2 separate regions of the Mus musculus genome follow, and region 2 is linked to region 1. The links are chromatin loops, found by intact Hi-C in ENCODE. Cell type or tissue: heart. All regions are shown on one strand. Each heading gives the region's core, and the rest is flanking DNA. Links, peaks and the distances in the headings are about the cores only. Region 1 has its middle 38 kb from the start of Gm52577. Region 2 overlaps Nkx2-2 (NK2 homeobox 2).

Region 1 (10,193 bases), core at 1,027-9,026:
TATAAAGAAGCGTCCCTCACAGAGAAGGATTTTGGCATTATAGAGAGTATATGCTTGTTGTCCAATATCCACTCGTGTGTAGCATTTGACATTCTTGAAATTCAATTTAAAATACTATGAAAAAGGTTTATCTGTAATGTACAACACTAGACTTACTCAAGTGGTCATCTTAGGAAGGACAAATATGTCTAGTGACCACACTCCCAAGTTCATCTTCAGGGTCTTGACATGAGGTTAAGAGGTGTGCACAGCTCAGCAGTCCTTGACATGGTCTGGTCCCACCATCATTGTCCATATAAATTAAAGCATTAAGGAAACCCGAGAGAGAGAGAGAGAGGGAGAGAGAGAGAGAGAAGAGAGAGAGAGAGAGGGAGAGAGAGAGAGAGAACCAAAATATGCCAGTGTTGCATTAAGAAACAACAAGATCAATAGACTTCCTTTTGGATTAATTTGACTATAAGTGAACCAAAGTTTGATTTCTCAACTTTTTTTCCCTGTGTCTTCTGTTTCTCTATAGTTTGTGGTCCGTGGTTTATTTACTGTGTATGTGTGTGAGCTGTCCCTATTGCCTATCTATTGTACCTGAGTTTTGTGCCTGCCTATTGAAGGTGTGTGTGATCTGTGTCTTCCTTTGTTGCTAAAGTCCACTAGTTGGTTACAACATTTATTTGGTTCAAGTTTGATTTCAACCTGTTCAAGGCTTTCAGCATTTGATTACAATACAGATCACATATACATATATTATTCTGGACTAGGGGCATAGAAAAGCAATTAAGTTAACATTGACGAAACTATGCATTAGCTTAGTTTGCAGCATTGATTACATAGGAAATCTAATGCATAGTATAGTTAGTTACATGCTTTCTTAATAGGTTATACTTAACAAGGTGAATACACAGTAGAACAGCAGGTTAAATGCATAGACATATTAACTGGCAAAAGTTCAGTATCTTTGAAGATGAGGGATATTTTCAGAAAAAAATTAGCATTTTTGGTCAGAATGGTCACCAAGTTGGTCATTGAGGTGATCTGTTATAGTGTTCACTGTGATAGCCATAGTCACCGTGTGAGGAAGTATTCATTGTAATGGTTAGCAATAAAGGTGACTATGGTGGTCAGCTTGGGTCACTGTGATGGTCAGCTAGAGTGTGATCATTATGTGGGATATTAAAGTGGTCAGTTGTAGTGTTCACTGTGGTGATCAGCAATTGTGGTCTCTATGGTGGTAACTGTGATGGTCACTGAGATGACCAGTGTGAGTCACTGTGATGGTCACTTGTAGTTTTCACCATAATGGTCAACTATAGAGGTGGCTATGATGATCAGTGAGATGGTCAGTTTTGTTATCATTGTGATGGTCAGTCAAAGTGGTCACGTAGGTGGTCATTTGTAATGTAGTATCCACCGTGATGATCACCCAAGTGGTCACTGTCACATACACTCTGATGGACAATCCTAGTGGACACTGTTGCAGTCTCCTTGGTGGTCAGTTGTAGTGTCTACTATGATGGTCAGTCATACTTATCACCTTTTTGGTCACTTTTGTGGCCAGCTGCAGTGTCCATTTAGATGGTCTGCTATGGCAGTCACTTTTGTGGTCACTCTGGTAGTCAGTGATAGTGTCAACTATGATGGCCAGTCATAGTGGTCACTGTCATGGTCACTCTGGTGGTCAGTTGTAGTTTCCACTGTGATGGTCAACTTTAGTAGCCATTTTGGTGGTCAGTTATAATGCCCACCATGAAGGTCAGACATAGTGGTCACTTTTGTGGTCACTTCTAGCATCCACTGTGATGGTCAGCTATTCTGGTCACTGCCATGGTCATTTTGGTAGTCAGCAAAGTTGAAAGGAGTTGGAGATATGAAGAACATTTTGCCATCAGATGTGGAGATTCAGAGGTTGGAGTTTGCCCAACTGGTTTTTAGTCTTGCTTTGGTCCAGTATTTCCTCCCTTCCTTGCAGTTTGGAATAATGATGTATATCCTGTGCCATTGTATGTTGGAAGTATGTGATCTCTTTTTCTTTTTTGATTTTGATATTATAGGGGATTGCAGTTAAGAGATTGCATGAATCTCAGAAGAGACTTTGAACTTTTAAACATTGTTGAGACTGCGACAGACTTTGGGGACTTTTGAAGTTTGACTAAATGCATTTTGCATTATGTTGTGGCTATAAGCCTATGGGAGCCAGGAAGTGGAATGTGATAGTTTGTATACGTATGACCCCCATAGACTTATGTGTTTGAATGCTTAGTCATAGGGAGTGGCACTATTAGAAGCTGTGGCCTTGTTGGAGGAAGTGTGTCACTGTTTGGAGGAAGTGTGTCACTGTGGGGTGGGCTTTGAAGTCTCCTATGCCTCCTGGCTGCCTGTAGAAGACAGTCCCCTTCTACTGCCTGTGGATCAAGATTAGAATTCTCTCTTCCTGCACTCTACTACACTTCGTGTCACAATGACAATGGACCGAACCTCTGAAACTGTAAGCCAGCCCCAATGAAATGTTTGCCTTTATAAGAGTCACCTTAGTCAGGTTGTCCCTTCACAGCAATGAAACCCTAACTAAGACAATCATTATGGTGGTCCTCAATGTGGTCAGCTGTAATGGCCATCAGGGAGGTCAGTTGAGGTGTTCACTGTGATGGTTAATCATAGTGGTCCCTGTGTGGTGGCCATCTATGTGGTCAGCAGTAGTGATTACTATGGTGGTTGACCGTAGCGTCTACTGTGATGATCAGATCTTGTGGTCACTGTAGTATTCATCAGTGTGGCCAGATATAGTGGATATTGTGGTGCTCAATTGTAGTGTCCTCTGTGATAGTCAGTTACCATTGTCACCATGGTGGGAAGCACAGCGGCATGCAGGTAGACATGGTGCTAGAGAGGCAGCTGAGAGTTTTATGTCTGGATCAGCAGTCAGCAGAACAAGAGAATGGCACTGGGCCTGCCTTGAGCATCTGACACCTCAAACCCCACCCCCAGTGACATACTTCTTCCAACAAGACCACACCCACTCCAAGACCACACCTCCTCAAACTGCCACTCCCCATGAGCCTACAGGGACATTTTTATTCAAACTGCCACACTTTCCATGTGCCTGAAGCCCCATGCATTTGAGAACAGCCCCCTGTGACTATGTTTTGTGACCGCACTGAATGGGGCTGAGTACATTTGCTGCCAATTCTCATCCTGCACTATTTCTCGTCACGGTGACAAAAGGCCCAACCACAACAACTTAGTAGAGGGAAGATTTCTTTTGGTTCATGTTTTAGAGATTTCAGTTCATGACGGTAGGATAGGTGTGGGTAGCATGAGTAGCATGAACTAGAGCTTCTTCTCATCACTGTGGACCTGGAAGCAAAGATGGAGGCCACCACCAGGGAAGGTCATAATCTTCACAGACCTAGAAGTGACCTCAGTCTGCCAGCACCTCCTAAAGATTTGGTGACCTTCAGATGAGTGTCGCAAGCACGCAAATATGGGCCTGTGGGGGGAGATGCTTTGGATTTTAAAATAACATCCATAGAACAAGTTCTGCCTTTCTATCCTTTGTCAGTTGGTACTACTAGGTCGTCCCTTAGTCTGAGGGGAAGGAGGGATGCTGGTGCAATGGTCATGGGTGACCAGAGACTGGGTACCATATCACAATCACCAAATTGTCCTTCTTATGTAGTTTCTTCTATAGGACAATGTGACTTGGCCCTTCTTCTGGAAGTTAGCAGGAAAGTAGGGATGGCACCAGGGTGGGGGGAGGTACATTCAGAATCACCCCTACATGGGCAAGGGACATGTATCAGTCAGGGCTACTGTTGCTGTGACAAAGCATCTCAACCAAGAAGAACGTGGGGAGGAAAGGGTTTATCAGGGCAGGAACCTCCAAGCAGGAGCTGATGCAGAGGCCATGGAGAAGTGCTGCTTACTGGCGTGCTCACTCTGCTTCCTACTAGCACCCAGGATCACCATCCTACGAGTGGCACTGCCTGCAGTGATCTGACCCCTCCCACATCGATCATCAGTCAACAAACATGCTCACAGACCAACCTAGTGGTGGTATTTTCTAAGTTGAGAGTCCTTCTCCCAAAATGACTCTAGCTTTTGTCAAGTTGACACAATCTACTAGCAAGGACAGAGACAGAACCCCCATCCTGTCCATTTATTAGATGAGCTACACCCCGGAGTGGCTACACCCTTGGGCAGGGGAGGTCCCTTGGGTGGGTCAGCTTGCTGAAAGCTGGCTGTCAGCTGCGAATAGTACCTCCCATAGCCACCAGGTGGCAGCATTCCCTTCAACAACCAAGACTGCAAGATTCCACAGGCCTCCAGAGAGAAACAAATCAGAATAAATCCATCAATTTAATTAGAAACAATTATTTAAAAAAAAAACTTCCTTTTTGCATATTTTCATTAAATCCGTTGGTCATTTGGACATATTTGAGGGGTTAATTAAAGGAATAAAATGTTGACTGAACAATTCTTAGTGATACTGTCTGGACGCATTCAAACAACATGCTTTATTCAGGCGACTCGAGTGACCTTGTAGTGTTTGGAAAACGTCTTATGTAACTATTTCTCCCAGTGAGTTCTCAATTTCCTCTCAAGGGGGTTTGGGGAGAGCAAGGAAAACAAACTGCATTGTAAAAAATGGAGGTTCACTCTGAGATATGCAGAGAAACCTGTGACCAGTGAAAGAAGATTTCCACAATGGGTCCCTAAAAAAATGCTGAGCTCCAAAGTAGTTCTTCAGTGTGACCATCATGACAACTTGTACTTTGGATTGGGATAGTGTTCCAGGGCCTGTTTCCTGCACCATCAGTGGTGGAGAAGGGCTGGGCTTTGCGCTCTGGGGTGGAAAATCACGAGCGGGGGCTGGGGGGTGGGGGGGCGGACAAAAGCAGCAGCAGCAGCAGCAGCAGCAGCCGCTGCTTCTTTGGGATCACCTAGCTGCTGTTTTATTGACTAATGCTTTCGGGCGCACATTTCGACCAGCTCCTCGCGCGCGCCCTCTGCTGGAGAAGATCTAGAATTGCTTAGGAAAGCTAGGAAATTCATTTGGGGGTCTCAGGGAACTCGGGATACTCTTAAAACTTGTAACTCTCTTAGAAAAAGCAGCTTCAGGCTGTCAGTCAGAGGAAGGAGGAGTCTGCCTTTAGTCTGGTCTCCCGAGTGGCATCGTCCTAGCCTGACACAAGAGGAGACAAATGGGCCCCATAGCAGGTGGAAAACCAGCCATTGAGAACTGAAGTACAGAGCCTGGTGCCTCCTGTATCTTCTATTCCTCAGTTCCCACACTGCTTTGGAGTTGATAAAGTGAAAGTCTTTGACTTTCTATCCAACCAACGTGTGGTAGCCACTAGGTAAATGTATCATCAATGGGCTTCAACCCAGCCCAAGCCACTCAATCTTGAACCAAAGGGGGCTAAGGATATTATATAAAACCAAGATTTCATTCAGTGTTTTGCAGATGGATTCCTAAGCTGCAAATATATGCTGTACCATAGACTCCTCACCCAGTGTTGTATACACAGGTCCTTTTCCCAGAGCAAACTTCTCCCTATGATAAACTTGGACTCTCTTACAGAGTTCAGTCCCCTTCCTTTGTTCCCTGTGAAACTGCAGGGCTCATTGTTTGATAATTCTGTGAATGGTCAAAGAAGGAATACAGAAATACAGTCCTGTGTGTTTGTGTGTGTGTATGTGTGTGTGTGCTTATTATAGTTTTTCTTTTGAGACAGTCTTGTTCTGTAGCTCAGGCTAGCCTGCAACTTGAGATCCTGCTGGCTCAGTCTCCCAACTTGGATTACAGTTGTGCTCCACAATATGCCTGATATCTTGTATCTTTTAAAAAAATACTTTAAGTCTACTGCAGAAGTGTGAACAGTCGTCAGTGTGTGGTGCCACGCCTCTCTAAACAGCATCTGGCACCAATCAAAAAGAAAATGTGTTCTCGTGCTCAGATTCACTACCCAGCCCTTACAGGGGTCACTCTTCCGCTCCTGACGGGAACATTCATACCTGCCAGAGAAGGAATTGTTGCTGAGTGGCTTTGCTCACTCCTCTTGGGTGCAGATTATTCACAGCATCTGGGGCGGTTCTGGATCTCCATAGCGACTGTAACATAGTGTCTCCACACTAGCACAAACCCTAGCAGGGGTCAGGGAATGATCTGTTGACAGGAGAGACCCTCTGGTGGGTGAGAAGGGAGGTAAGGTGAGAGGGACAGCAGCAATCCTTAGAGGGACTCCTCAGGCCAGAGTTCCTGGGGGTGCTGGCTGGGTTTTGTCAACTTCACACAAGGCAAGTCATCTGAGAAGACAGAACCTCAGAAGAGAAAATGCCTCCATCAGATTAGCCTGACCACAAAACCAAACCAAAAACTGACCACAAAAAGCAAAAATAAGAAATGTCCCCCCTAAGTGACCATAGCAGTAATCAGTATGGCTGATCAGCAACTTGGACACTGCAAGTGACCACAAAAGTGACCACAAAAATGACCACAGTGGCTGGCCGTCACAGTGGATCATACAACTGATCAGGACAGTGATCGTAAAGTGACCACTGTGGCTGATCATATAGAGGACCACAAAAATGATCTCTGTCATTGACCATCAGACTGGACAGTGCAGCTGACCACCTCAAAGACCACCTTGGTGATCACTGGGCTGGCCAAGTGGTGATATATTTTTTTCTGAAAATATCCCTCATCTTAAAAGATACTGAACTTTTGCCAGTTAATAAAAGACGATGTACTTAACCTACTTACCCTGTTTAAGTTTAACCACTTAAGACAGTGATGTCCCTAACCATGCTATGCCTTGAGTTTCCCATGTAATCAACTTTATAAGCTAATGCATAGCTTCAATTTTAACTTATTTGCTCTTCTATGCCTGCGACCCAGAATAGTGTGTGCATATGTGATGTGTATTGTAATCATTTGATGAAAGCCACCAACAGGTTGAAAGCAACCTTGAACCAAATAAATGTTGTAACCAATAAGTGGATAGAGAGGTTGATAACTTTGGTTTGTGATTGAGTGCTATTCTGTGTTTTGAGTGCTATTCTGGGTCAGTAGGGGCCAGTAATGTAACTTTTTCCTTTGTAAAAGTCTGTTAAAGAAATTCTGTAAAAAGCTATTCTTCATATCTTTTCCATACCATGCTTTTATTGCTATTCAATAGATATAGAATAAAACACTTTGTTAGCAACAAACACAGGAAAGAGAGTTCAGATGCACATACAACAGGCTGGCACAACACACAGGCACAATAGACAAGTCACAGACCACAAACTATAGACAGACAGAAGACACAGGGAGAGAAACAGAGAAATAAAATTTTGGTTCACTCTTTGTGTTAGGGTTTCTATTTCTGTGAAGAGACATCATAACTATGGCAACTCTTATAAAAGAAAGAATCTAATTGGGGCTGGCTTACAGCTCAGAGGTTTAGTTCATGGTTACCATGCTAGGTAGCATGGTGGCATTTGGGCACACATAGTACTGGGCAGCTAGTGAGATTTCTACATCCAGATTGGCAGACAGCAAAAAAGAGAATGTCACACTGGGCCTGACTTGAGCACTATGACCTCAAAGTCCACCTCCAATGACATACTTTCTCCAACAATGTCATATTTACTCTAACAAGGCCACACCTATTCTAACAAGGCCATATCTTCTAATTGTACCATTCACTATGAGCCTATGTAGGCCATTTTCTTCCAAACCAGCACACTCCATTGCATAGGCCCCATAAGCTTGTCTACATCATAATGCAGAAATGCACTCAGTCCAACTTCAAAGTCCCCATAGTCTAAACAGTCTCAACCCTGTTTAAAAATCCAAAGTTTCTTCTGAGACCCGTGCAGGTTCTTAACGGCAATTCTTCTGTAAATTCAACTGAAAAGGCAGATCACATACTTGTGGCATATAATGGCACAAAATGTACATTGCTGTTCTAAAAGGGAGTAAAGTGAGGAGATAGTGGACCAAAACAAGGATGAAAATCAGCTGGGCAAACCTCAAACTGTGCATCTCCATGTCTGATGTCAAATGCTCTTCAGGTCTCCAGCTCTTTTTCAGCTTTGTTGATTACAACACACTTCTTTCTCTTGGACTGGTTCCACTCCCCGTTAGCAGCTTTCCTCAGTAGAAATCCGATGACTCTGGCATCTCCAATGTCTTGGGGTCTCCAAGGTAATATAGACTTTGACCTCACAGCTTTATGCAATGGCCTCTCAGGGCCTCCATGCAGGGACACCCCTGCCACACATCTGGCCACAGTGACTTTCCTTAGTCTCAGATTCCATACCCCCTTCCTTGTATCCTGGACTCTAAAGCCAGAACCATGTGGCTAAAGCTACCAAGTTCTTCAACTTACAGAGGCTAGAACATGGCTCCCCTTGTTTAACTATATTTTCACCAGATTTCTGTTTTTGCTAGTTTCTTTTACTGCCTATGCTTGGCTGTACTGGAAGTCTTTCTGTAGACCAGGCCTGTCTCAAACCTAGAGATCCATCTGTTTCTGCCTCTAGAGTGTTGGGAGTTAAGGCAGGTGCCACTGTGACTGGCCCAAAGCTTTTCTAAAATTCCCTTTCACAAGCTGGAAGTTTAGCTGGCTGTTGCATCTCCCTTATTCCTATGCTTTTCTTTAACTTGTTCAAACTTCCTGATGCCCACTTTCTCCTCAAACTGTACATTTTGTATTTTTTCTTGCTCGGCTTGTTCCTTTTCACTATAGATCTGCGTAAAACTGGCCATCAATAGTCATGGGACACAGTCAATACTAGACTGTTTTGAAAAGTCCCCCGCCAAGTCCATTAATCCCAAACTCTTCAGTTTAGCCTCAGGTAGATTTTTCACACAAGGACAAAAAGTAGCCACATTCTTTATCCCAATTATCACAAGAATTGTCTCTAGGCCACATATTAATATTCTTCCCTTCTGAGACTTCTTGAGCTGGGCTCTCACAATTCAAATCACCCTCAGCACTGAAGTTTCATGCTCCTACTAGGATGGTCAGTTAAGCCAAGCTTAAAGTGTTCAACTGTTTTCCTTAAGATTGATTGATTGATTGATATGAGTATGCTGTCTCCAGCACACCAGAATCCATTACAGATAGTTGTGAGCCACCATGTGGTTGCTGGGAATTGAACTCAGGACAACTGAACAGCAGATATCGCTCTTAACAGCTAAGCCATCTCTGTAGCCCTTTCAACTGTTTCCCTAATCTAAGTTCACCTTCCACTGACAAGCAACATGGCCAGGCCTGAAACAATGCCCTACTCCTGGTACCAACTTCTGTCTTAGTTAGTATCTATTGCTGAGAAGAGACACCATGACCATGGCAACTCCTATAAAGAAAAGCATGTAGTTGGGGCTGGCTTACAGTTTCAGAGGTTTAGTCCATGATCACCACGGCAGGAAGCATGTATGCAGACATGGCGCTAGCAAGGTACCTGAGAGTTCTACATTTGGATCCACAGGCAGCAGGAAGAGAGACACTGGGCTTAGCTTGAGCGGTTCAAACCCCAAAGTCTACCCAGAGTGATTCAATTCCTCCAACAGGTCCATGCCTCCTAATATCACTTCCTAAGCATTCAAATAAATGAGCTTAAGCGGATTATTCTTATTCACACCACCACAGGGAGCAAGCCGGTAAGCAATGTTCCTCTGCTGCTTTCTGCTGTAGTTCTTGACTCCAGGCTGCTGTACTGAGCCCTTGCCCTGACTTCCCTTGATAAAGGAATGTGACTGGAAATATAAGCCAAATAAACCCTTTCCTCCCCTAGTTACCTTTGGTCACTGTATTGTCTGGGTTTGTGTCAACTTGACACAAGCTAGAGTCATCAAAGAAGAAAGAGCCTCGGTTGAGGAAATGCCTCCCTGATATGCCTGTAAGGCATTTTCTCAATTAGTGATCAATGTGGGAGGGCCCAGCCCATGTTGGGTGGTGTCATTGGGTTCTATAAGAAAGCAGGCTGAGCAAGCCATGTGAAGCAAACCAGAGAGCAACAACCTTCCATGGCCTCTGCATCATCTTCTGCTCCCAGAATCCTGCCCTGTGTGAGTTCTTGTCCTGATTTCCTTCAGTAACGAACAGCAATGTGTGGAAATGTAAGCCAAATAAACTCTTTCCTCCCCAGCTTGCTTTTCCGTTGTGGTGTTTTGTTGCAGCAATAGAAACCCTAAGACAATCATGGTA
Region 2 (10,193 bases), core at 1,018-9,017, 570 kb after region 1:
AGGCCTTCCAAAATCATGCCTTCTAAGGACAACCTAGGACATATCCAGTGGGGTGTCTTTCCCTCCTGAGTTGGCAAAAGGAGAAGGAAGCAGAAGAGAGTCTGGTCTGGGCCTATTTCTCTGGCTTTCTCTTTTGCCTCCTGTTCTAACTTCTGTCTAAATGTTATACCTACCCACACCTCACCCAATTCCTGGCCACAAAGGGTAGGTCTATCCTTCTGTTTGTTGAGTCAGGGTCTCACTCCCCAGCTTAGTGTTTGTGGTGGTTTGAATGTGCATTGGCTCATGGGAAGAGTGCCTTGTTGGAGGAAGTGTTTCACTGCAGGGGTGGGCTTTGAGGTCTCCTCATGTGCTCAGGCTCTGCCCAATGTGGGGAAGAGCCTCCTTCTGGCTGCCTGAGGAAGACAGAGGTTCCTCCTGGCTGCCTGTGGGATGTAGAACTCTTGGCTCCTGCTCCAGCACCAAGTCTCCCTGCATGCTGCCATGCTTTCTGCCATGATGATAATGGACTGAACCTCTGACACTGTAAGCCAGCCCCAATTAAATGTCTTCCTTTATAAGAGTTGCCTTGGCCATGATGTCTCTTCACAGCAATGAAACCCTAAGTAAGACAGTCTTGAACTTACAATAAATCCTCCTGCCTTGGCCTCCTGAGTGCTGGGATAAGAGGTACATGCCACCACATCCCAGAGCCTTTTGGGTTTTGTTTGTGAACCAGAGGGGCACTAGTTCAGAGTGTGAGTAACTAACTTGTTCAAAGTTGCACATGGACAGTGGCCATCTTCTGTTGTAAGAACAGGCTTCTTATACTTGTGCTCTCTATTCATGACAGTGAATGACTGTTGAGGGTGGCCAGGGTAACTCATGCAGTGACTCTGGCAGATGTCACTGTGTCATTGAGAGGAAGGCAGAGCCACCCAGCTCTCAGACTCCCCTCTCTCCAGGGGGCAGGTGTGTTCCCTGATGAGACACCTGGAGTTGCATCTAGGCCTTTGACCCAAAGGCTGGCTCTACACAGCACCTTGCAGGATCAAGATCAAGGCAGGATTTTAGAGTTGTGAAAGTGGAATCTGTCCTGTAGGAAACTCCAAGTGATTAATTTATGCCCCCCCTCAAGTTTGAGAAACTGTGATCTGGGGCTTGAAGAGGCGAGAATCTATCCAAACTCACCTATGTGTAAACTAGCTGAGGGGGATGTCCCAGATGGGGGTGATAGCACAACCTCCCCTCCAGCCAGCAGGGACACACCTGTGCCCCCAGGCTTTCCCAGTGGGATTTTAATCTGCTTCCATGGGCATGGTTCCATTCTTTCCTGTTTCAAAACCATGGGAGTTTGAGAACACTTGACTCTGGCGTACACAGATACCTGGTGACAGACGTAGGGACTCACGGAAGCCTCTTCCTCCATCTCATGACTTCTGCAGTTGGCTCACGGCAGCTTCTTCATGAAATCCCCAAAGGCACAGTGTTAGGAACCAACACTGTGATTCTATGGGAATACTTCGGTTTACACGGACTTTGGGCAGGGTAGCTGAATGACTAAAAGCGATGCTAACTTGATATCTCCGGAGTCCATTGGTGTGGAGAAACACTGAACTGAGAAGGAAGAACAATACATCAGAGAACTTGGGAAACGGCTGTTCCAAGTCAGGGGAGGAAACAGGGGGGATACAGGTAGGAAAGACGAAGGCACCTGTTCCCAAGGCACGGAATCAAGCTACCCAGGTGGAATGTGATTCTAGATCCTGGGATGTTTGACAGGCTTCTGTGTGCACCCATCTGCTCCTGAAGTCCATGGATGCTTCCCAGCACTGGGGAAAACAAAGGTGTGGGAAGTTCCTACAGTAGGATGGAAGGCAATGGCTGGACATCGTTTCAAGCTGGACCTTACTTTGCCATTCTTCCACAATCTCACAGGCAAAGTCACCAGACTCACAGACCAATCACATAGACCGACTGGTGCCAAACTGCTCAGAAACGCTCTTCACAGTGTGGAGGGCAGAGATTCCGTTCTTAGCAAAGAGCCCAAAACAAGGTCTCTGCAGGTAACTGACCATGCAAAGCAGAAGCCTCAGTGCGTTGCAGAGCACGTCCTCCGGGGCAGCTGAAGCGGTCCACCTCCATCTTGGCAAGCCTCAAGGTTTCCGGCAAAAGCCCCCTCAATAGGCTTCCTCCGCGTGATATTTTGGAGCTGTGCGTTTGAGCCTAAGTGCTTGAATGAGCCCCCAAATCTGTAGGCTTTCCTGGTGCTGTGGGGGTTCTGGAGAGAAGAGCTAACTTGTTTGTTCTGGATGCCCAGAAGCAGCAGGAGAGCCCGGCAGCAGTATGAGCATGTGTGGGGTACGAAGGAGAGAGGACCGGTGACATGGAGGAGGCCAGAGGAAAATGGAGGAGGAGAGAGGACACGGAGGAGGCAAATAGACGGGGCGGAGGTGAGAGAAGATGGAGGAAGTGCCAAAGATTATGTAGAAAAAAAAGATACAGGGCCAGGGGCAGGTATGGAGGAAGAGAGGATATGAAGGCAATCAGAAGAGACAAACAACGGTGCTCCTCGGCTCTCAGACCATGTTTCCCTCACCAGGCCACCCCCTCTCCCTTTCCAACAAACAGTGCTCAGGTAAAGAAAAACAAAAACGTCTGAAGTACAAGTCGCCCACGGCCCAGTAAATAATCCACACCCACGAATGTGAAGTCCCCCTAATTAAACTTGGTGGTTATTTGATTCCTCTCCTTCTCCTTCTCCTTCTCCTTCTCCTTCTCCTTCTCCTTCTCCTTCTCCTTCTCCTTCTCCTTCTCCTTCTCCTTCTCCTTCTCCTTCTCCTTCTCCTTCTCCTTCTCCTTCTCCTTCTCCTTCTCCTTCTCCTTCTCCTTCTCCTTCTCCTTCTCCTCCTTCTCCTTCTCCTTCTCCTTCTCCTTCTCCTTCTCCTCCTCCTCCTCCTCCTCCTCCTCCTCCTCCTCCTCCTCCTCCTCCTCCTCCTCCTCCTTCCTATGCAAGCAAATGGGAGATGTGCTGAGGAGGTTTCTGAAGGCAGTTGGGGGGGGGGGGGGAGAGGGAATCCAGGTGTGTGCAAATATGACCAAAACATATCAGATAGGTTAGACAATTGTTAAAGAATAAGTACAAAACTATTTTAAAACAACAACAACAACAACAACAACAAAAACACAAGAAAGTCTAAGGTGGATAAAGCAGATACATGGGCAGGGCTGATCTGCAGGACCTCCTGTGTACAGTTGATGAGAGAGGGGCAGGGCTGATCTGCAGGACCTCCTGTGTACAGTTGATGAGAGAGGGGCAGGGCTGATCTGCAGGACCTCCTGTGTACAGTTGATGAGGGAGCACGGGCAGCATGAAGACCAGGGGCTTTGGAGAAGAGAACGATTGCTCACTCTGCGGAGGCTGCAAGTCTGAGCACAAAGTCCCAGGAGGGTCAGTATCTCCCGAGGCCCTTCCTAAGCTTGCAGATAGTGTCGCCCCCTCCCCCCCGGGCCATGGGACCAGTCTTAACCAACTTACCTCATTAAAGTTTCTCTTTCCAGGGGCTGGAGATAGGGCATTAAGAAGCACTTGTTTCTCTTGCAGAGTACCCAGATTTGGTTCCCAGCATCCACATGGTGGATCACAAGCATCCTCAACTCCAGGTCCAGGGATATTTGAAGAACTCTTCTGATCTCTGTGGGCACCAGGCATGCACATGGTGTACAAACATACATACAGGTAAAATACTAAGAACTTGGAGGACTCTGGGACCTGTGTGTGGCTGCTAACAGGAACCTGGTAGGTGATTCCAAGCTAATTCTGCAGAGCAGGAGGGAACCTTTCTCCCCAGTCCCTCCCTGTCTTCACCAGAAATGGCATGGAATGCCTTCGAGGTGGGCCCTCTGCTCTTGGGGCTTTTTTCTGGGTTCGTGTGTGTTGGGAGTGTAACCTGTGAAACCCAGTCTCACATGTAAAGTGAATTGATTGCTCACACCAGACGAGGTGATGTAGGAGAGGAACCTGGGAGGTGCCTTCAAAAGTGGTAGATGGTGGTGACATCAGAGACCTGCCACTGTTTCTTAGCACTTTATGAAGAAAGGCTCTAAATTACCCCAGATAAAGAAAAACAGAAAGAAAGAGATCCCTCCTATGTCTTCCAATTGACTAACAAGTGTCAGGTTATTTTTTATTAGAATAAATTACATTTTCCTGGCACAGGAAACATTTTGAAGAGGTGGAAATATATGCTTCAATTGTGGTGGTGACAGTAACAGAGACAGTTGACATCCACAAGGCAGACGAAAGAAAAAGGTTGAATGCCATCAACCTTTTCATCACACTCCAAGGGACAAGCACCAAGCCAAAGAATTGTAATTCTTTCTTTGGCATTGTGGTCCTACTGTAAATGGACTTTACCCAGACATCCCTCAAATCCACAGATGACCAGATTGTGCTCCCAGGCCTGAGTCAGTCGCCCGACCTGAAATTGTTTTCTTATCCAATCGCTCCACCTTGCGGACACTATGGGCACCGCAGCTTCGATCCTGGCATCCATCCGTCGGTTTTGAAATGCTGGTTTAAGAAAGTAAAAAGATCAGTGTCTGGAGCGCCAAGGTGGACTGATTTCATGCTTGTTTGTTTTGTTTGGGTGTTTGAGGGGAGTTCAGGGGGGTTTAATGATTGAGGAGATGCTGAGGAAGATAATCTTCTGGGCTCCCAGTCTACTGCGATGCCCTCCAACTTCTTGGAAAGGCTGTGGGCAGAGATGGAAGGCATCCCGACTCGTGTATCTCTTTCATTTTGGATGCCCCACCCCACACCGCTGCCTCTGTGTAGTTTAGGAATTGGCACCGAGTTGGCATACTTTTATAGGATGGGGTGTTTCAGCCTCCCATTAACCGCCCCCAAGCGTCCACGCGGCGTGTCCCCCTGGTGGTAAAATCCCGCTACTGTATAGCATGCAGTGTCAAGGCAAAGGCTCTGACCAAGAAGCCTTTCTGGATTGTAAGCTGCACCACAACCTAACTGGATTTGAGGGTTGAATAGGATCACTTGGAGGCCATATTACATGCTGGCCAAAAGATGGTTTCTTCGTTCTAGTACCTCCCGCGAAAAGCGGGGAAGGTTGGACCGAAGTCAGAATTTCTCTAAACTCTCCATTACACTCATACTGAGCCACCTTCCCCTGCCGTCATCTAAAATGGTCCGAGACAGTTCGGGATCATGGGAATGGCGCCTGAGTGCTATAAATGGGAATTCCTAAGGGTCAGCACACTCCTGGCTCACGGAACCACTTTGCTGAGTCTGTGGGGGTAGGGACTTGCAAAGAGCAGCGCGGAAATGGAGGGACGGGAGGATTACAACCTAGGAAAAGCAGGATGCTCAATGGTGATGTCCCCTGAGGATGCCGGGTCACCCGGACACACTGTAAATAGAACAGCTGTTCCCATGGTCAGACACTAACTCTAGTTTTGAGCCTGATTGCCCGTGGTAGCAGGCAGACTGTGGGAGTAGCACTGCAATCCGGGTGTGTTTGTTTCAGGGACAGAGAGACTCGGTGGGTCGCTTAAAGAGAAAAGCGCTTGGGCGCCTCCTAGCGGCCACACACGAAAAATCCTAGTTTTCCTCACCCCACGTGGTTCTCGGAGCATTGGAAACGTTCGCTTGCAAGCCCTCCTTTCCGCACTTGCTCTGATGGCGGCGCTGAGACCTATTCACCTCTTTTAATAACGATGCCCTGGGAGGGAAAATATAGAGGCTTTTAAAATCCAGACTCCGTGTGTGTGTGTGTGTGTGTGTGTGTGTGTGTGTGTGTGTGTGTGTGTGTGTGTGTGTTGGGGTGTTGGTAAAAGCAATAAAACTCAGATCGCTTCCTTAGCGAGATAGCAGCAGCTATAATGCTCCAAGGGGATCAGGGTTTATTTGCAGATCCTGGATAAAAGATGATATATCGACGAGATTTAGAGTGTCACTGTGCCTGGCCTCTCGGGAAGTCACAAGTACATATTTCCTGAAATACCACCCAACACAATATCTAATCCAATGCCACTTAAGACAGGGAAGGGAATGCCAGCATCCCACAAGTTTGCACCCAGCTTCTAAGTTCGAAGTGGAGAGAAACCATCCCTCCCTGGAGAGGTCTAGGGCACCTTAACGTTTCTTGCCTGGCCCTTGTCTTCAGTCCAAGTGATCACTAAACGATGAGCCCTAATAAATACGTTTGAGAAATGTCCTTACTCTTGGCAAATATTGGATTAGCTTTTCAATGACCAGGCTCTTGAAAAGGCTGGAGAAATCCATGCCAGGTCTCAACTAAGCCCAACAGTCAATAGGTAAGGAAAATAAGTTATTTCCCTTGTGGGAACGGGGAGTACTGAGAAGGGAGTGTTCACTCTATGGAGTTATCTACATGATGGCATTTCAAAGCACTAAAGGGGACAGAATTTGAGGTAACCTGACATTTTCATCAATGTAGTGGTGCTTCTACTTTCTCTAGAGATACACATCCAATTTCTATTTTATTTTCACAACGCAGTTTATACACTTTTTTTGGTTAGAAAATATGTTGCTTATATGGGTGGTGTTTGTAGAGGTTGTACTCAGATCCAACTCAGACTGCTTAGGGAAGGCCGCACAGGGTGTGTTCTTTCTAAGTATTGCTCTCTGCAGGAGACACTGAGAACTAAGGAAGGAACCTCTTCAGGTGAAGGGTGAAGGCTGTGGGATAAGGTTCTGAACTGTTCTCGCCCCCCCCCACTAATGTCAGATGGCTACACCTCTGTAGTTCAAGTAAGGATGGACAACCCCCCCCCCCCCAGCTAGCTTTGGTAATCAAATGATTCTGCCTGGTGAAAGATGCCTTGGCTGCAGCTTAGCTGGGCTGAGCAGCCCCCTGGTTTCTTATCCTCTTGGGCCTTTCCAGAAGTATGTGGAGGTCCCTGTGACCATCAGTCTATTGGTGCATGAACATATATGGTTTGCATATACCCAGAGAAGTCCAGAAGCCCTAGAAAAGCCAGAGTACCAGCTAGTTCCTGAGCACCCCAGGCCTGGCTTCAGCATGGGGCACCCAACCAGAGCCTAGCTGTCATTTCAGATAGAGTGAGCACCAGGGTCCCAAACCAAACGGTGGTGTGTGTGTGTGTGTGTGTGTGTGTGTAGGGAGGGAGGGAGGGAGAGAGGGAGGGAGGGAGGGAGGGAGGGAGAGAGAGAGAGAGAGAGAGAGAGAGAGAGAGAGAGAGAGAGAGAGAGAGAGAGAGACTGACTCTGTGTCACGGGGCCTAGGCGGGGCAAGCGCCCTCTGAAGCCATCAAAGACAGGGTGGCTTTTTTCCCCCTCCTCCATCCTCCTCCCCAATAGATATAGCACGAATTTTTAATGCGTCTTCCTTTCACAGACAACAATACAGGGTTTGAAAGCCGGACACAATTTGGGTTTTGTGCGGGTCCCTCCTCGCGCTCCCTCGGCCCAGCTGGCCATATGGAATCCAGCATGGAGTCCGCGGATCACAAAGGGACCCAGTGACAGGCTCAACAAAACCCCAAGGAGACTTCTGCCTGACTCCGGGATTCACTGCCCGTGATAAGCGCGCTGAATGGTGCGGGTGGGGGGCTGGGGGGAGCTTCTCTCTCTTCCCCTCTCTGTCCCCTGCGATCCTTTCTCTGTCCCTTTTTAATATGCACGCCTCTAACATCTCCAGCTCCCAGCTTTCCCATTGTGCGGTTTTGTGCGGCCCTCTGTAGATTGGGCGAAGATAGACTGCCGAAGCGGACCCTGAGCGGGGTGCGCTCCCAGGGCGCTAGGGTTAGGGCCACACAGGGCTCCACGGGCGCTTTTATTGACTCCTTGGGGACCCGAGGACAGAGAAGGGCAGGCGCACGGCCCACCTCCGGGGACTCCTGAGAGGACATACTGAGAGTGCAGGCCTGTGGGCCTCAACTTGCCAGGTCCTGGAAACCTGCAAGTGTTTGGGCCTTAACACTCCCGTGAGGGTCTGAGAGCTCTTGTGAGTGTTTGTGGCAGAAAGCCTGGACCCTGAACACCCAACACTCACCCTTCCTGCGCTGCCCAACGGACCTCTGGACAACCACAGAGGCCCGGGGCTTAGGAGAAGTTGCACTTAGGATAGTGAGCAATTGGTTCCAGGGCAGGTTGGACATCTGCCTTTTGTATTGCACAGCAAACATAGGCAGTGAATTCTCCAGCTTTTACAAACAGCAAAACAAAACCCCACAGTTTCCAAGCTTGTGCGTAGAACAAAGGGAGACTTTTCAGTATTTAGGGAAAACTGTCCCCTTCCCAGGGCTGATGGGAAAGGACCTGTAGGGGGTGTATTAGAAAGACTCCCATTGCCCTCAGTGATGGGGTGTGTGTGCACAAGGCAGAATATAGTGTAATCACGGCCTTGCGTGTGTTGTCCCAATTTAGTCACAAGGATAATCATGTTTGCTTTAGATATTGAATTAAATCTGATCACCAACTGGATGGGAGAAAGAGAGAGGGGATCATCTAGAGTGACTCCCTTTGCCCAGCCGGCTGCCTCCTTACCTTCTAGCCTCACCTCAACGCTGGAGCTCTGGAGGACCACAGACACTAGATCCAAATAGACTGACTTTCAACCTCCTGGCATCTTAGAGTTTGCTGGGCTCTGACTCATGAAGTCACGGTGAGACAGAACAGAAAGGCGTGTGCCCGCTGAGATGCAGGACCATGTGTGCTCCAGGCTCAAGCGACAAAAGCTCAGTTCGCAGTGGAGGAAGGAAAGATTGCCACCTCAGTGGACGGTGTGCACATGCCTGTCCTCCTACCCGAGCCCTGGTGGCAGGAGTTCCACTCAACCCCAAGCTTGTACTTTCTAACCGTCCACCCAGAGCCATGACCAAGAAACCAAGAACTATCCAGCTCCATCGGATCGGGTTCCAGGCCAGAGGGATGGACAAGATGGGGCATCAGTAATGAGAAGACTGCATTGCCTAGGATCCCCAGTCGCTCTACTTCCCTGGCTCCTGGGACTAAAGAGGAATGACCAGTTTGGAGGAAGGCGCCAGATCTGGTTTGGTCACCCAGGGCTCAGCCAGTTTCTAGAGACAGGCAAAGCCTCAGAAACCTTAATGTTAGCTCTCCCGCCCTTCATCCCAGCGCTCAGGACTCGAAGAGGTCAACTAGGCCTCAACTTGGTACGCAGATATTGAGAAAGTGGTGCAAAGAGAAAGCCATCAGACTCAATCTCAGACCCCCCCCCCCCGTCCCCTTAGCCAGAGGTAAATTAAACTTAACAAAGTGATAGCCATCAAGTGTAGTGGTTTCAACAGCTTTTCAGGCTGAAGGAGCCACTCAGAGATTTGGGCGAGTGAGGGGGGCTTGCTTTCCTTGTTTGGCGCTACCCAAAGTCACTTTCCCTCCCCCTGTTGGGGATTCAGAGAGTGCACAGAAGCCGGAGAGCGCCAGGCCAACAAGGACTTTGGACCACTGGCTAGCAGGCTGAAGGCCAAGCTGCTCTGGTCCTGCGCGGAATCGTTTGGGTCAGCCCGCCTGAGGCCTATCCCGTGCACTCCTCCACTGTCTGGATAACCCCGCGGCCACTGCGCTGCGAGAGGAAACGCCAGAACTAGCCCAGAATACAGCCCTAGGCTCCAGATTTGAGGTTGACGCCCCTTCCAACTCGGCCCGGGAGGGAAAGTAACAAACTCAAGAACTGGGCTTGGTTTTGTGTTTGTTTGTTTTTTTAAACACAGGATTTTTATTAAAATTCTTATTTAAAAAAATCGAAAGCTTTCAGCGCCCGGCGCTCTTGGGGAAACCACGTGAAACTGCTGAGTTCCAAGCTCCGATGCTCAGGAGACGAAAAAGGGGGCCCGGGGGTGAGTTCCCTACACATATTTTCCTTTTTCATAGTTGAAAAATGTTTGCACTGAACAAATTAAAAATAAAAATAAAAATAAAAATAAAAACCCGCTGCAACTCAAACATAACCCACCGAAAACAAACGACAAAGAGAGGCAGGCCCGGTGGGGATACAGGCCCATCCAGAACGTCATTTGGCAACGATCACTAGCGATATTTACAACGAAGAGCGAAATTTGCCACCAGTTGTCAGAACGTGTACATGGCCATAAATATTTAGCATTTTCTTATAAAAAAAGAAATCCTCTATATTTTAAAGTGTTCTCCACTTGCTTTTAGAAGGCTGACAATATCGCTACTCACACAAACA

The links. A loop is a pair of places that touch in the nucleus more often than their neighbours do. Peaks named below come from ENCODE experiments on the same cell type or tissue, not always from the same donor. Only the 100,000 strongest peaks of a DNase experiment are listed, where the experiment ranks them.
Region 2: it touches region 1 in a loop (4-fold over the local background); 17 of 42 quality-filtered maps call a loop at or near these places.

The regions. Positions count from the first base shown.
Region 1 is chr2:146,608,114-146,618,306 of GRCm38, forward strand. No RefSeq gene overlaps it. Among named protein-coding and RNA genes, the nearest start is that of Gm52577, 38 kb to the left of the region's middle. In heart, for the core only: CTCF peaks have their summits at 4,259 (motif pointing right), 5,004 (motif pointing left) and 5,203; no DNase peak of the experiment used is centred there; H3K4me3 peaks cover 511 bases.
Region 2 is chr2:147,173,393-147,183,585 of GRCm38, forward strand. It overlaps Nkx2-2 (NK2 homeobox 2), which reads right to left. Exons shown (of 2, transcript NM_010919.2): 2 at 9,760-10,193. Among named protein-coding and RNA genes, the nearest start is that of Nkx2-2os, 5.6 kb to the right of the region's middle. In heart, for the core only: CTCF peaks have their summits at 4,500 (motif pointing left), 4,913 and 5,568 (motif pointing left); DNase peaks (open chromatin) are centred at 4,499, 4,929 and 5,359; H3K4me3 peaks cover 1,249 bases; H3K27me3 peaks cover 6,579 bases.